2 separate regions of the Homo sapiens genome follow, and region 1 is linked to region 2. A link is a contact called in ENCODE Hi-C or POLR2A ChIA-PET data. All regions are on one chromosome and are shown on one strand. Each heading gives the region's core, a stretch centred on a gene start or an enhancer-like site at or near the end of the contact. The rest is flanking DNA. Distances are from core to core; before and after follow the strand shown.

Evidence for each region. Hi-C counts contacts between places; a loop is a spot of excess contacts on that map. ChIA-PET counts read pairs that join two places held with the same protein, here RNA polymerase II (POLR2A). Pooled maps may share reads with other maps.
Region 1: a pooled map shows a loop between it and region 2 (6-fold over the local background). The contact joins two enhancer-like sites. A Hi-C loop is called at or near these places in 6 of 50 pooled maps. POLR2A ChIA-PET finds 5 or more read pairs at or near these places in 2 of 52 experiments (activated T-cell and endothelial cell of umbilical vein).

Annotation. Positions count from the first base shown.
Region 1 is chr3:192,828,994-192,835,652 of GRCh38, forward strand. All of the region lies in intron 1 of MB21D2 (Mab-21 domain containing 2), which reads right to left. Among named protein-coding and RNA genes, the nearest start is that of MB21D2, 86 kb to the right of the region's middle. RefSeq lists an enhancer at 2,145-2,344. Within about 2 kb of position 4,703, at least 4 of the 41 ENCODE cell types and tissues checked have a DNase peak (open chromatin) inside an H3K27ac peak, as active enhancers do.
Region 2 is chr3:192,954,702-192,961,178 of GRCh38, forward strand. No RefSeq gene overlaps it. Among named protein-coding and RNA genes, the nearest start is that of MB21D2, 40 kb to the left of the region's middle. Within about 2 kb of position 2,915, at least 13 of the 41 ENCODE cell types and tissues checked have a DNase peak (open chromatin) inside an H3K27ac peak, as active enhancers do.

The DNA of each region.
Region 1 (6,659 bases), core at 3,453-5,952, 120 kb before region 2:
GGTATAAAGTTGTATAACCACCACAATTAAGACAGAATATTTCCATCACCCCAAAAAGTTTTCTCACACCCCTTTGCAGTTAATCCCCTTCCCAGCCCCCAGGCAATCTCTGTTCTGATTTATGCCTGTAGTTTTACTGTTTCCTGCATGACATATAAATGACACAGTACGTAGCCTTTTATAACTAGTTTCTTTCACTTAGCATGATGCTTTTAAAGTTCACCCATTTTGTTGATTCATCAATAGCTTGCTTCTTTTTGTACAGATGTGACACAATTTATTTATCCATTCACCGTTTTCTGGGTTTTTGCTAATATGAATAAAACTTTTGTAAACATTTGTGTACAGGCCTTTGTGTAGAAATAAATTCCATTTCTCTCAGACGAATACCTGGAAGTGCGATCGCCGTTCCATTTTTTAAGGGTGGATGTGTGTTTGACTTTCTTGTAAAGTGTCACATTATTTTAAAAAATGCTTGTACCATTCTGCATTCCTACCAGCCATGTATGGACCGGATGACATTTAATGGGCAACCTCAGATAATGACTGTTGTTCCTTTGACAAATCAATGCCTCATGTGTGCATTCTTCCAGAGCATTCTTCTGTTTATGTTTATGTTTGTATGTATGTATGGTGTATCTATAAATATTGAGACAGGATCTCGCTCTGTTTCCCAGGCTGGAGTGCAGTCTAGAGCATTCTTCTGTTTATGTTTATGTTTGTATGTATGTATGGTGTATCTATAAATATTGAGACAGGATCTCGCTCTGTTTCCCAAGCTGGAGTGCAGTGGCACGATCACAGCTCACTGCAGCTTCAACCTCCCAGGCTCAAGTGATACTCCCACCTCAGCCTCCTGTGTAGCCGGGACCACAGGCATGCACCACCATGCCCAGCTAATTTATTTGTTTATTGTAGAGACAAGGGTCTTGCTATGTTGCTCAGGCTAGTCTTGAACTCTTGGGTTCAAGGGGTCTTCCTGCTTTGGCCTCCCAAGTAGGTAGGACTACAGGTGCATGCCACAATACCCAGATAATTTTTTGTGCTTTTTATTTTCTTAGAGACGGCGTCTTGCTATGTTGCCCAGGCCTCAAGCCATCCTCCCACCTCGGCCTCCCAGAGAGCAAGGATTACAGTTGTAAGCCACCACACCAGGCTACGTTCTTCATTTTATTCAAAAAATATATTATGAACATAGAGTTTTCCTGACTGTTAGTATGTTAATGCTTCAAAGATGAGTGTGTGTGAGTGTGTGTGTGTGTGTGTGTGTGTGTGTGGGTGTCAAAGGGAGAGAGGAGAAAAAAGATGAGGATCCACTGATGGACATCTGAGCTCTGAATAATGCATTGACACGTTTCATTTTAAGCACTGTTTAGGTTCCATTCCGCACCCCCACCCCCTGCAAGCTAATTACCTCACCATTTTGAGCACCCAGCTGTTGCTGTCTGAAACCTGACCTTCACTATGAACACACTCACAGCTGCAGTAATCTGCCTACCTAATAATGCATGGCTCTTATCTGCTTCATACACCCCTTTCTGCAAACCAACTTCATGAGGCAGCCTCCTCTGTTTCTCTGGTTACTTCTCCCCAAACCAGTTATCTCTCTGCAAAAGAAAAGGAGGAGGCAAGTACATCTTGAGAAGGAGAAAGGAGTTTTGGTTGCAGTGCAACCCTAGAGATAGTGCTATTGGAAGCCTGCCTGTCTGTTCATTTTGCCACTCAACGTGTTGTTCATGGCCCAGGAGCAAAGGCATCATCTGCTCGCTAGCATGAAGAATCTCAGCCTGCATTTGGGACCTAATGAATCAGAATCTGTGCTTTAACAGAAGATCCAGTGGATCTGTAGGCATGTTAAAGTTCTACATGTGCTAGAAAGGAACAGAAATCACAGGGAGTTTCCATGTATTCAATTTAAGAACCGACCTATGGGTATGAGATGGTCAAGCTAATAAGGACAAAACTATGTCAAAAAGGCTGTGTGGTCTCAAGGAAACAGCCCACACCCAGTGATCCTCCTGATACCCATACCCTTGCGTAGTCCCCTCAAACACTGAATGAGGGTTGGTCTGTGTGGCAAATCAAATAGGTAAACGTGATAGTATGAGACTTCTGAAGCTAGGTCATAAAGACACTGCAACCTTTTCTTGCCTTGGTTCCTTGGATCACATGCTTGGGTGGAAGCCAGTCACTATGTCGCAGCACTTCAAAGGAACCTTGTGGAGACGCCCACATGGGGATGAGCCGAGGCCTCCCAACTGCAGCACCAACTTCCCAGCCATGTGAGTCCGGTGGAAACTCTAGCCCCAGTCAAATTTTAGATGATTTCAGCCCTGCAACCTCATGAGAGACCACAAACCAGAACTACTCAACTACACCACTCCTAGATGCCTGACTCCAAGAAACTGTGAGATCATAAATGCTTAATGTTGTTTTAAGCCACTAAGTTTTGGAATAATTGTTTACTCAGCAGCAGCAAACTAGTACAAGAACAGAAAGATGGATCTGAGACTGGGTTTTCTCAACTAGTAGCAATTTTCCATAGTCACGTCACCTTCTTAGTATCTCAGATGACTCATCTGTGAAAGGAGCCATGGCAGTTCATCAAATCTTCAACACTTTTGGATATAAGATGCACCGTTGCTTTACAAATCACTAGAATAGTGAAAAATATTCAAATTCAGACAATCGATTCTAAGGTGCCTACTATTATTAGGGATGTACAATTGTGAGAAAGGGGAGCATCTTAAAAAAATCAATGAAATACAATTATTATACTTGTTCTGTCCACTACACAGAGATGGTGTAAGGATCAATGGAATAACAGATGAAAAGACTGGAAGGATGAAGGAACTTGATGGGCAGCATCCTGAAGCACCACAGCTTGAGAAGGGGAAATGACATTACAGTTATCCAAACTAGCTAATTAAACTGGCTCTGCTGGGCTTTGCCAACTCACTTTTAATGCTATTGCCTCAGGCTCCTATCACAATTTATACTCAAAATGACTGCTACAAAGCCCAGCTGAGAGGAAAAAAAACAGTCAAGGAGAACCATCCACAGCAGTGTTCCTTAAACCTGTTTGAGCATAAGAAATCACTTGGTGCCTTTGATAAATACACACCCAGGCCCCTTGCCTAGAGACTCTGATTCAGTAAATCTGCAGCTGGCATTGGAATCTGTATTTTAACAAGGGCCCCAGGCAGTTCTTACGAACACACAAGTTTCAAAACACTGATCTAAACAAGATAATATTGACACACTTACTGATATTTTTTCTTGGATCAAACTGTAATAGAAAATCACAAACCTAGATTGCCTTAGTTACATCTCCTCCCCATATAAAAATGCTTTCAACTAAGTGAAAGATTTTACTGAAGGCCAATGCAAAAAACTTGTCTTACCAAGTAAAGTTTATCATCAGCTGGAAAACTTACTTAAGTGATGGCAAATTACACTATTCAATGTTTATAATATTTAAAAATCTGCATAATAAGGATATGAAAGAGTATGTCTCGCCAGGTGCGGTGGGTCACGCCTGTAATCCCAGCACCTTGAGAGGCTGAGGCGGGCGGATCACGAGGTCAAGAGATTGAGACCAGCCTGGCCAACATGGTGAAACCCCATCGCTACTAAAAATACAAAAATTAGCTGGACGTGGTGGCGTGTGCCTGTAGTCCCAGCTACTCGGGAGGCTGGGGCAGGAGAATCACTTGGACCCGGGAGGCGGAGGTTGCAGTGAGCCGAGAGATCGAGCCACTGCACTCCAGCCTGGGCAACAGAATGAAACTCTGCCTGGAAAAGAAAAAGGGGACCGGGGGGAAGAGTACATCTACTGACAGACCTGTCTCTTTTAAATCAATCAATAAAAGTTGCTAGGCAACCATATTTTCCTTTTTTGCATAGACTGCCAGGAATCTTTTATCTAAAATTTATGCCCTCAAACAATAGCTATCTACCTATGTCAAATAAAACATTTCCTGTGAGATGTTAGCTTTGCCCTGTATTTTAATGGACACATTATAGTAAAATCTTTTTCCTTTAGACCTTTTTTTTTTTGGAAGAAAGCAGAAAACAAATTTTGAAGTCAATAATGTTAGGTCATTTTTGTTGTTGTTTCTAATCACATTCAGACTAAACAACTGTAACACAATTTCTAGCAATTCTTCCTTCAGTTGCTCAGGTTGTCTCCCCTCGTGGCAATCCCTTGGCCTGCTTTTAAAACACAAAACAAATGCTAACCCTATCTTGGCAAGGAAAGTCAATGACTCATTCAAGCCAAAGAGTTAAGAGACTAAACAAAAAATAATTTTAGCGCAGCTCCTCAAAAGGCTCTTCTTTTCTCTCTCAGATGTACAACATAATTTTCTGACAATCTGACGCAACTATGGCAGCACATTCAAGCCATTAAAAATCTTTTTTCTGCAAAAACAAAACAAAAACAAAAAACTTCCACTTCATTTTTAAACATCTCATTTGTGTGCCTTCAGTTTCGCAACAGAAATTCATCCTTGACCTAAACTTCTAAATATTCCACAAACAATAATTAAGTCACTAGGACCCTGCTGTGAAAAGGGCATTTTCTGACAGATGGGCTACGAAGTCAGAGCACAAAAATAGATTCTATGCTTTTCCAGCCTTACAGAGCAAGGAGACGTGGGGCAAGGGTTTCCATAATCAACCTTCAGAACAACCCTAGAACTCTGGGTGCACGTAGTGTCTCAAAAGGACATGACTAAGTTGTCAATACTTTAGAGCGTGGGATAGTGTTACTCGCTGTTGTTGCAATGAAGTTTTTCAATCTCTATGATTCTTCTCCTACCAGCCTGGCTGCCCAGGCTAACTTCACCCTCTTCTCCTTCTAGGGAAAGGTCTTTTCCTCTGTTGAGTCCTGCAGACTTCCCTCTCTTTCCATCAAGGCTAATCCCATCCTCCCCTGTATTCCCATGACACTCACAATATGGCATCACAAATGGTTGTCTCATATGTCTGTCTCTGCTACTGAACCAAGCAGCTTGAGGTCAACGATCTCAGTTCATTCATCTTTGAATTGCAGGACCAATCACACTGCAGGTACATGGTACATGGCAGGTACTCTGCCAATTTGTGTGAATGAATGAATCGAGTTCAGCAACACTGAGGTCCCTCAGATTCTCTGACTCAAATCCAGTTATGAGGCCGGGCATGGTGGCTCACACCTATAGTCCCAGCTACTCAGGAGGCTGATGTAGGAGAATCGCTTGAACCCAGGAAGTGGAAGTTGCAGTGAGCCAAGATCATGCCATTGCACTCCAGCCCAGACGACAAAGCGAGACTGCATCTCAAAAAAAAAAAACCAAACAAAACAAAACAAACAAAAAAACCCAAATCCAGTTATGATGCAAATAAGGACATGAGGACTGAGGAAGTAATTTTCCCCAGTTATATCAAAAAAAAAAAAAAAAAAGAAGAAGAAAGAAAAAAGACAAAAATCCAGATTTTCTCATCCCCATTCCACTGCTTTTCTATCATGCCTCCTCTTTGCACATGCTGTTTCTCCTGTGGGGCCACTCCTTTTTGTGTCTTCTGCCACTACTTTTCCGACCTTCCTGAGGTTTCTTAGCCCCTCCCAAGTCCTTCACATCTCAGCCAAGGAACAAAAACAAGGAAACCAAACACCACAAAGAAGTGCCAGCTGTTCTACCGTGAGAGCAAGACAAACTGGGAACACAAATGCAATGCTGGCAGAATTTCTTTCTGGGATAGACTGAAATGTTCCTTGAATTGCGCAGACAATTACTTTCTACCACAGGTACAGATGTTTGAGAGGATTGTTCTTTTTTTTTTTTTTTTTTTTGAGACAGAGTCTTGCTCTGACGCAGGCTGGAGTGCAGTGGCACGATCTCAGCTCACTGCAACCTCTGCCTCCCTGGTTCAAGCGATTCTCCTGCCTCAGCCTCCCGAGTAGCTGGGACTACAGGCGCATGCCACCATGCCCAGCTAATTTTTGTATTTTTAGTAGAGACAGGGTTTCACCATGTTGGCCAGGATGGTCTCAATCTCTTGACCTCGTGATCAGCTCACATCAGCCTCCCAAAGTGCTGGGATGACAGGCGTGAGCCACCACGCCTGGCCGATTGTTCACATTTTATTTGGCCAGGGATCTTTAGAAAGTGTCTTTAAAAAAAAAAAAAAAAAAAAGCTGGGTGCGGTGGCTTAAGCCTGTAATCCCAGCACTTTGGGAGGCTGAGGCGGGCAGCTCACGAGGTCAGGAGATCAAGACCATCCTGGCTAGCACGGTGAAACACCGTCTCTACAAAAAAATACAAAAAAATTAGCTGGGTGTGGTGGCGGGCACCTGTAGTCCCAGCTACTCGGGAGGTTGAGGCAAGAGAATGGCGTGAACCTGGGAGGTGGAGCTTGCAGTGAGCTGAAATCGCACCACTGCACTCCAGCCTGGGCGACACAGCGAGACTCTGTCTCAAAAAAAAAAAAAAAAAAAAAGTCTTAAAAACATACAAGCACATTTGCAAATTTTATTCCACTTAATCCAGAAAAATGCTAGGCCCTGATTCCCAAATCACTTATAGATTCCAGAAAAAAATGATGACAATTTGATCTAATTTCTTAAAACATTTTAACCGTCTGTTGGTCTAAAACTATTTATTAAGACATCAAGA
Region 2 (6,477 bases), core at 1,665-4,164:
TTGAACTGTTTATTTTTGTCATCCAGTCCCATTAAAATGCTTCACGATAGACATTTTCTACTGGGTTCAAGAAGATATCTTGATTCACAGACACATGCTCTAATTTTTGTTTGTTTGTTTTGTTTGTTTTTTTTTTTTTAGGCAGGCTCTCACTCTGTCATCCAGGCTGGAGTGCAGTGGTGCAATCACAGCTCACTGCAACCTCTGCCTCCTGGGCTCAAGTGATCCTCCTGCCTGGGCCTCCCAAGTAGCTGGGACTATAGGCACATGCCACCATGCCCAGCTAATTCTTGTATCTTTTGTAGAGATGGGGTTTCACCATGTTGCCTAGGCTGGTCTCAAACTCTTGAGCTCAAGTGATCTGCTGGCCTTGGCCCCCCAAAGTGTTGGGATTATAGGCATGAGCCACCATGCCCAGACCCACAAACTCTAAATTCTGAGAAGAATAGTGGTTGTCCTAATTAGACATTTTGTTGGCAAATGGGGCCAAGGACAAGGAGTCAGGATTCCAGGGTTTAAAGTCTATAGACTATTCATGGCATTAAAGACAGCCTATTACAATAAGGGAACCTGCAATTCAGCAGGTGAGCACAACTTCTCATGGGTACGGATAAGAGGATTAGACCCGACTGCACTCCATGATGTGGTCTGAAGATGCTGACCGATCTTGACTCCTCTGGCAAGTTCAGCCACCTCAATTAGAATATGACCTTCATTTGATGTAGTGAGCTCCCAATTAAAATTTTATGCGAAGAGTTTTTGAAGCTAAAGAAATTTTTAGAAAACTACTGGTATAGATAATCCCATGAGTTTTTCTAAATTTTCCTGTTAGGGTACAACCTCTCCCTTGAATATTAGTTTTAATTCATTATTAATATGAATTCACTTTTACTTCTATCTCCAAGTTGGCTATTCAGAATAATAGGTAAGAAGTATTACAGTATCTGCGCTCTGCACATTGAGGGTCAATAAATATTTGATGAACAAAAGAAGGTTGATGATACCAGGAGAAAGGAATGGGTCAGGTCGTTTTCATTTTTTTACTGTCAGTAAGCCATAGAGGAGCAGGGCAATTTTTTTAAACAGAGAAGTGAATTGCTATTTTCTTTTTTTCATAAATTAAGTAACACTGACATACTTTCTTAATGTTGCATTAAAACAACTCAACTTTATGAAGGGGTTCTCACTCTAGTGAAGAGTGATGAGCAGATGATAGAAATGGCTTATATAGTGACCCAAAGAATGCACACACTACTAAATTGTGCGATTTCTTTGCTTTATGTTCAAGTGTATGAAAATTACTTGAGTGAGCCCTAAGATCTAGCTGCTTTTGGAACAGATTACAGTCTGTGTGTGTGTGTCTGTGTGTAAGTGTGCATGTCTATGTGTGTGTGCATGTATGTGTATCTGTTTGTGTAAGTGTGTATGTGTATGTTGTTTGGAGGGAATTCTGTGTCACAGTTGTGTGGTCATAGGAATTCGGAAAGAAAGAAAACCTTAACCTGAGCAGGGATGGTTCAGATGATTTCTCAGATGAAGTGACAGAGATTGTTGAGAAAATGTAATTTGAGCCCACAGAAAACCCATTGTAAGCACTCCAATTCCTGGCTACAAACTGCACTTTATTCTTCAGGAAAATATCCTGGACTCAATCTTTAATCCTTTTACAAATTTTTTTTCTTTTTTCTTTTTTTTTTTTTTGAGATAGGGTCTCACTCTGTCACCCAGGCTGGTGTGCAGTGATGCAATCTTGGCTCACTATAACCTCCGCCTCCTGGGCTTAAGTGATTCTCCCATCGCAGCCTCCGGAATAGCTTGGACAACAGGGGTGCACCACCACACCTGGCTAATTTTTTTGTATTTTTTGTAGTTACAGGATTTTGCCATATTTTCCAGGCTGGTCTCAAACTCCTGGGCTCAAGTGATCCACCTGCATCGGCCTCCCAAATTGCTGGGGTTACAGGCATGTGCTGCTGTGCCTGGTCCCTTATTCAATTCTTAATGATATCTTTAGGCAACAGTGTAGCTCAGTAAAGAGTCCAATTCTGCCCTCAGATGTGTGGAGAGAAGCCACCCAAGGCAGGAAAAGCACCTCAATCCCTGGGGTAAATGAAGGCCTGTGTATGGAAAGCTTCTTTTGGTAGACGTTCACAAGCTCAATACTTAGATGTGATATATCTCCATCCGTGGAGGACTGTTTCTTTGGGGAGAGTTCTGCAGATGTATGCAGCCTCAGTTAGCACGGCAGGTAAAGTTTGGGGAAATTAAACCATGCCAGGAGGGAATAAATGGGCGAAGGGGCTGTTTAGAGCCTGAAGTGAACGCCCTTATGGAAGTCTGAAACTAATGTGGGAAAAGGCAAGCTAAATGATTCCTATTTGGTGATTTGTTTGAAATGTTTTGATGAAGGTTATGGAGAGGAAGACTCCAGTTTCATCATCTGAGAGCCATTGGATCTAAAAGAGGTGAGGCATCTTCTACTGGGAGCTCAACCAGTTAGAGGAAACCGATGCAGACGTGATTTCTCTGCTTTCCATCTCTTCACATAAATCCAACAAAATATCTTCTGCCTAGAGCTCTGCTTTCAATGTGTGCAATTATTCATCCATTTCCTCAATGTATATTAACTGTGTGCGAGGCACCAAGACAGGAGCTGGGGAATCAGGGGGGTTATGGGCCATACCATCAAGAGTCCCACAGTTTGGTTGGAGAGGAAGATAAGAAAACCTGCCATGACAGGATTTCCACACAACAGGGAGACAGTGACAGGAAGGTAATCAGGGAGGCAGTCTTGGGTGCTGTCCACAAGCACAGACTCTGGTAACAGCTCTGTTCTTATCCCAGCCCTGCCATTTAGTAGCTGTGTGATCTGGAGCCAGTTACGTCAACTCTCTGTGTTGCAATCTCCTCAATTGTGAAATGAAACTCGTAACACCAACCTCAAGGATTTGTTGTATGAGTTAAATGAGTTAATACATGTGAAGTGTTTAGTAAAGCACCAGCATGTACAATGTGCTCACAGCCCGCAGAGAACTGCAAGGGCAGGGACCCTTTCAGCTGCACCTCAACTGTCACTCCCTGTCTTCAGTTCTCAGCTGAGTCCAGCAGTTCCTGGGCAAGATGAGGAAGAAACAGTTACCGTCATTTCCCCCTCAAACCAAAGGGAAATGAGTGACTCACTCCAGCATCACGGAATGTCTGAAAGGGGATTTCTTTCTTTATCTAAAGGAAATTTTGGCAGGAAAAGTAGACTAAAACTATTCCCCAACGTAGGCAGCTCTTGTAAAATGATTTGTTAACTTAATATTTCTATGAACTTGTATTAAATACTTACCATATGCTAGGAACTGTGGGCTATAGGGTAACAGCCTGCATTTATTGATCCCTCACATGTGCTAAGCACTGTAGAAAGTACCGCATTTATCTAATATTCACAATACATCCTCATGAAGTAGGTTCATTATCATTCAAAGGAAGAAACTGAAACAGAGAGAGGTTAACAAATAACTTGCCAAGGTTCTACAGCAAGATAGGAAATAGTGGAGCAGGGATTTGAACTTGGGAAGAATGAGTGGAGAGTCCAAAGCCTGACCACTATGTTTTCCTGTCTTAAGAAAATATAATCACTTTCTGCAAGGAGTGCTTATTCTAGTGAAGGAGCCAGAAAAGAACAGATAATTAATATACAGTGTAATCTATGCTCTATAAAGGTGTGAACAGAGTTCTGTGGAAGCACAGAGGAGGGAGGAAATTACTTTGGCTGGGAGAACCAGTTTTAGCTGTAATAAGCAAAGTACTCAAGATTACACAAAATTTCCAAAATATGTACAAACCTGGAATGATGAAAATCTGTCACAGAGAAAGAAAAGCTTACATTCAAAGATGACTAAAAACTATAAACCTGTCTAGGTAATCAGCCTCTAAATGATCAAGAGTCAAAGTTACATTTTTGAGTCTATGACATCAGGTGTAATATGCATATTACTGCTTTGGTGTGACTGACCACACTGCACTTTGCTAACTGTCAAAACCATATATTTCAAGTCCCAGCTCAAGTTCTATCTTGGAAGGGAGTGGCCACAACTTATTAGTCTTTATTCTTTTTGGTATCCTCTGTCTCATCTATATTAGGTGCCTATCTCACTGCCTGGCTCAAGGTAGTAGCTCAAATGTGTTCATTCTGCGTCTTTTAGAAGTTGATTAATCTGTTTTTGTTTAGTTCAAGGCCTAATTTTTTCTCTCTCACCTTTCACTATTTTCATTTCACATCTCATTTATATTTCTCACAGATGTTACTAGGAGTCAAACTCTAAAATTCACCCATTTCAACATTTGGGAAAGAATGCATCAAAATGCGATCTCAAGATGGATTCTGGTGGTAACTTTTGGGTTTTCTTTATCAATGTCCCTCTTTGTCACTCATAGGAAAAATTAGCTTAAACTTAGTGGGAAAAAAATTTGGTTCCATATTGCTCAAGATATGTCCTGACTACCTGTTCAGGTCTGATTTTTGAGTAGCGGGTAACAACCAGTACACATCTTTCTCCAGCTCTTGACATCAAAACCGTCTGTTCAGAACGAGAGGGAAGAGAAAGAGAAAGGGGAGAATGAGCGTGGGAAGAAAGATAGAGAAAATGATTCTGTCAGTCTAGGGTCAAAAATAAATGGAGGAGGCAAGAATGTCCTGCAAAATGCTTTGAATAATGTTATAATAAATTACCAACGCTTACGAGGTTAAATGAATTGTGTCCCTGCTGACATTAAGTAAGGATTTGAGGTAGAATATCAATCTTCAGTAAGTGTCATCCTTTTGAGCTCAAATCAGTGGGCATCATTTTGTCTGATCAAGCACCAGTCCAGTTGTAGCTGAGAACTAGCTGGTACCTACAGTAATAGCTGATTTGTCAGTTACCCTGCTCAGGTGCCCAATCATTGCAGAACTGCTCCTGAAAGTACAGTCTTTGACTTTGATATCTTTTAAACACACTTCCAGGACACCTAAAATTCCTCTGTTACATCAAGTCTCTCATTGTGTTTACATAGACTTCTGCTACCCTAACCTGGCCCTACTCCATCTGTATTAGTCTATTCCTATGCTACTAATAAAAACATACCTGAGACTGGGTAATTTATAAAGGAAAGAGATTTAATGGACGCACAGTTCCACATGGCTGGGGAGGCTTCACAGTCGTGATTAGAAGGCAAAGGAGAAGAAAAACATGTCTTACATGGTGGCAGGAAAGAGAGTTTGTGCAGGGGAACTCCCATTTATAAACCATCAGATCTCATGAGACTTACTCACCATCACGAGAACAGTATGGGGGAAACTGCCCCCATGAATCAATTATCTCCACCTGGCCCCACCCTTGACATGTGGGGATTATTACAGTTCAAGGTGAGATTTGAGTGGGGACACAGAGTCTAACCATATAACCATCTGTTGTTACAGATTTTTCTTATTCATAGTTTTCTAGTAATTAATGTCAAAATGATAAGATAGGATCTCAGCATATCTCAGTATCTCATGAGGATGCAAGTTTATTCTTAAATACTTTATATAGAATTTACTAAGATGAAAGGAGATTTTTTTCTTTTATTTATTTATTTATTATTATTATACTTTAAGTTTTAGGGTACATGTGCACAATGTGCAGGTTAGTTACATATGTATACATGCACCATGCTGGTGCACTGCACCCACTAACTCGTCATCTAGCATTAGGTATATCTCCCAGTGCTATCCCTCCCCCCTCCCCTCACCCCACAACAGTCCCCAGAGTGTGATGTTCCCCTTCCTGTGTCCATGTGTTCTCATTGTTCAATTCCCACGTATGAGTGAGAATATGCAGTGTTTGGTTTTTTGTTCTTGGCGATAGTTTACTGAGAATGATGATTTCCAATTTCATCCATGTCCCTACAAAGGACATGAACTCATCATTTTTTATGGCTGCATAGTATTCCATGGTGTATATGTGCCACATTTTCTTAATCCAGTCCATCATTGTTGGACATTTGGGTTGGTTCCAAGTCTTTGCTATTGTGAATAATGCCGCAATAAACATACGTGTGCATGTGTCTTTATAGCAGCATGATTTATAGTCCTTTGGGTATATACCCAGTAATGGGATGGCTGGGTCAAATGGTATTTCTAGTTCTAGATCCCTGAGGAATCGCCACACTGACTTCCACAATGGTTGAACTAGTTTACAGTCCCACCAACAGTGTAAAAGTGTTCCTATTTCTCCACATCCTCTCCAGCACCTGTTGTTTCCTGACATTTTCATGATTGCCATTCTAACTGGTGTGAGATTGTATCTCATTGTGGTTTTGATTTGCATTTCTCTGATGGCCAGTGATGATGAGCATTTTTTTCATGTGTTTTTTGGCTGCATAAATGTCTTCTTTTGAGAAGTGTCTGTTCATGTCCTTCGCCCACTTTTTGATGGGGTTGTTTGTTTTTTTCTTGTAAATTTGTTT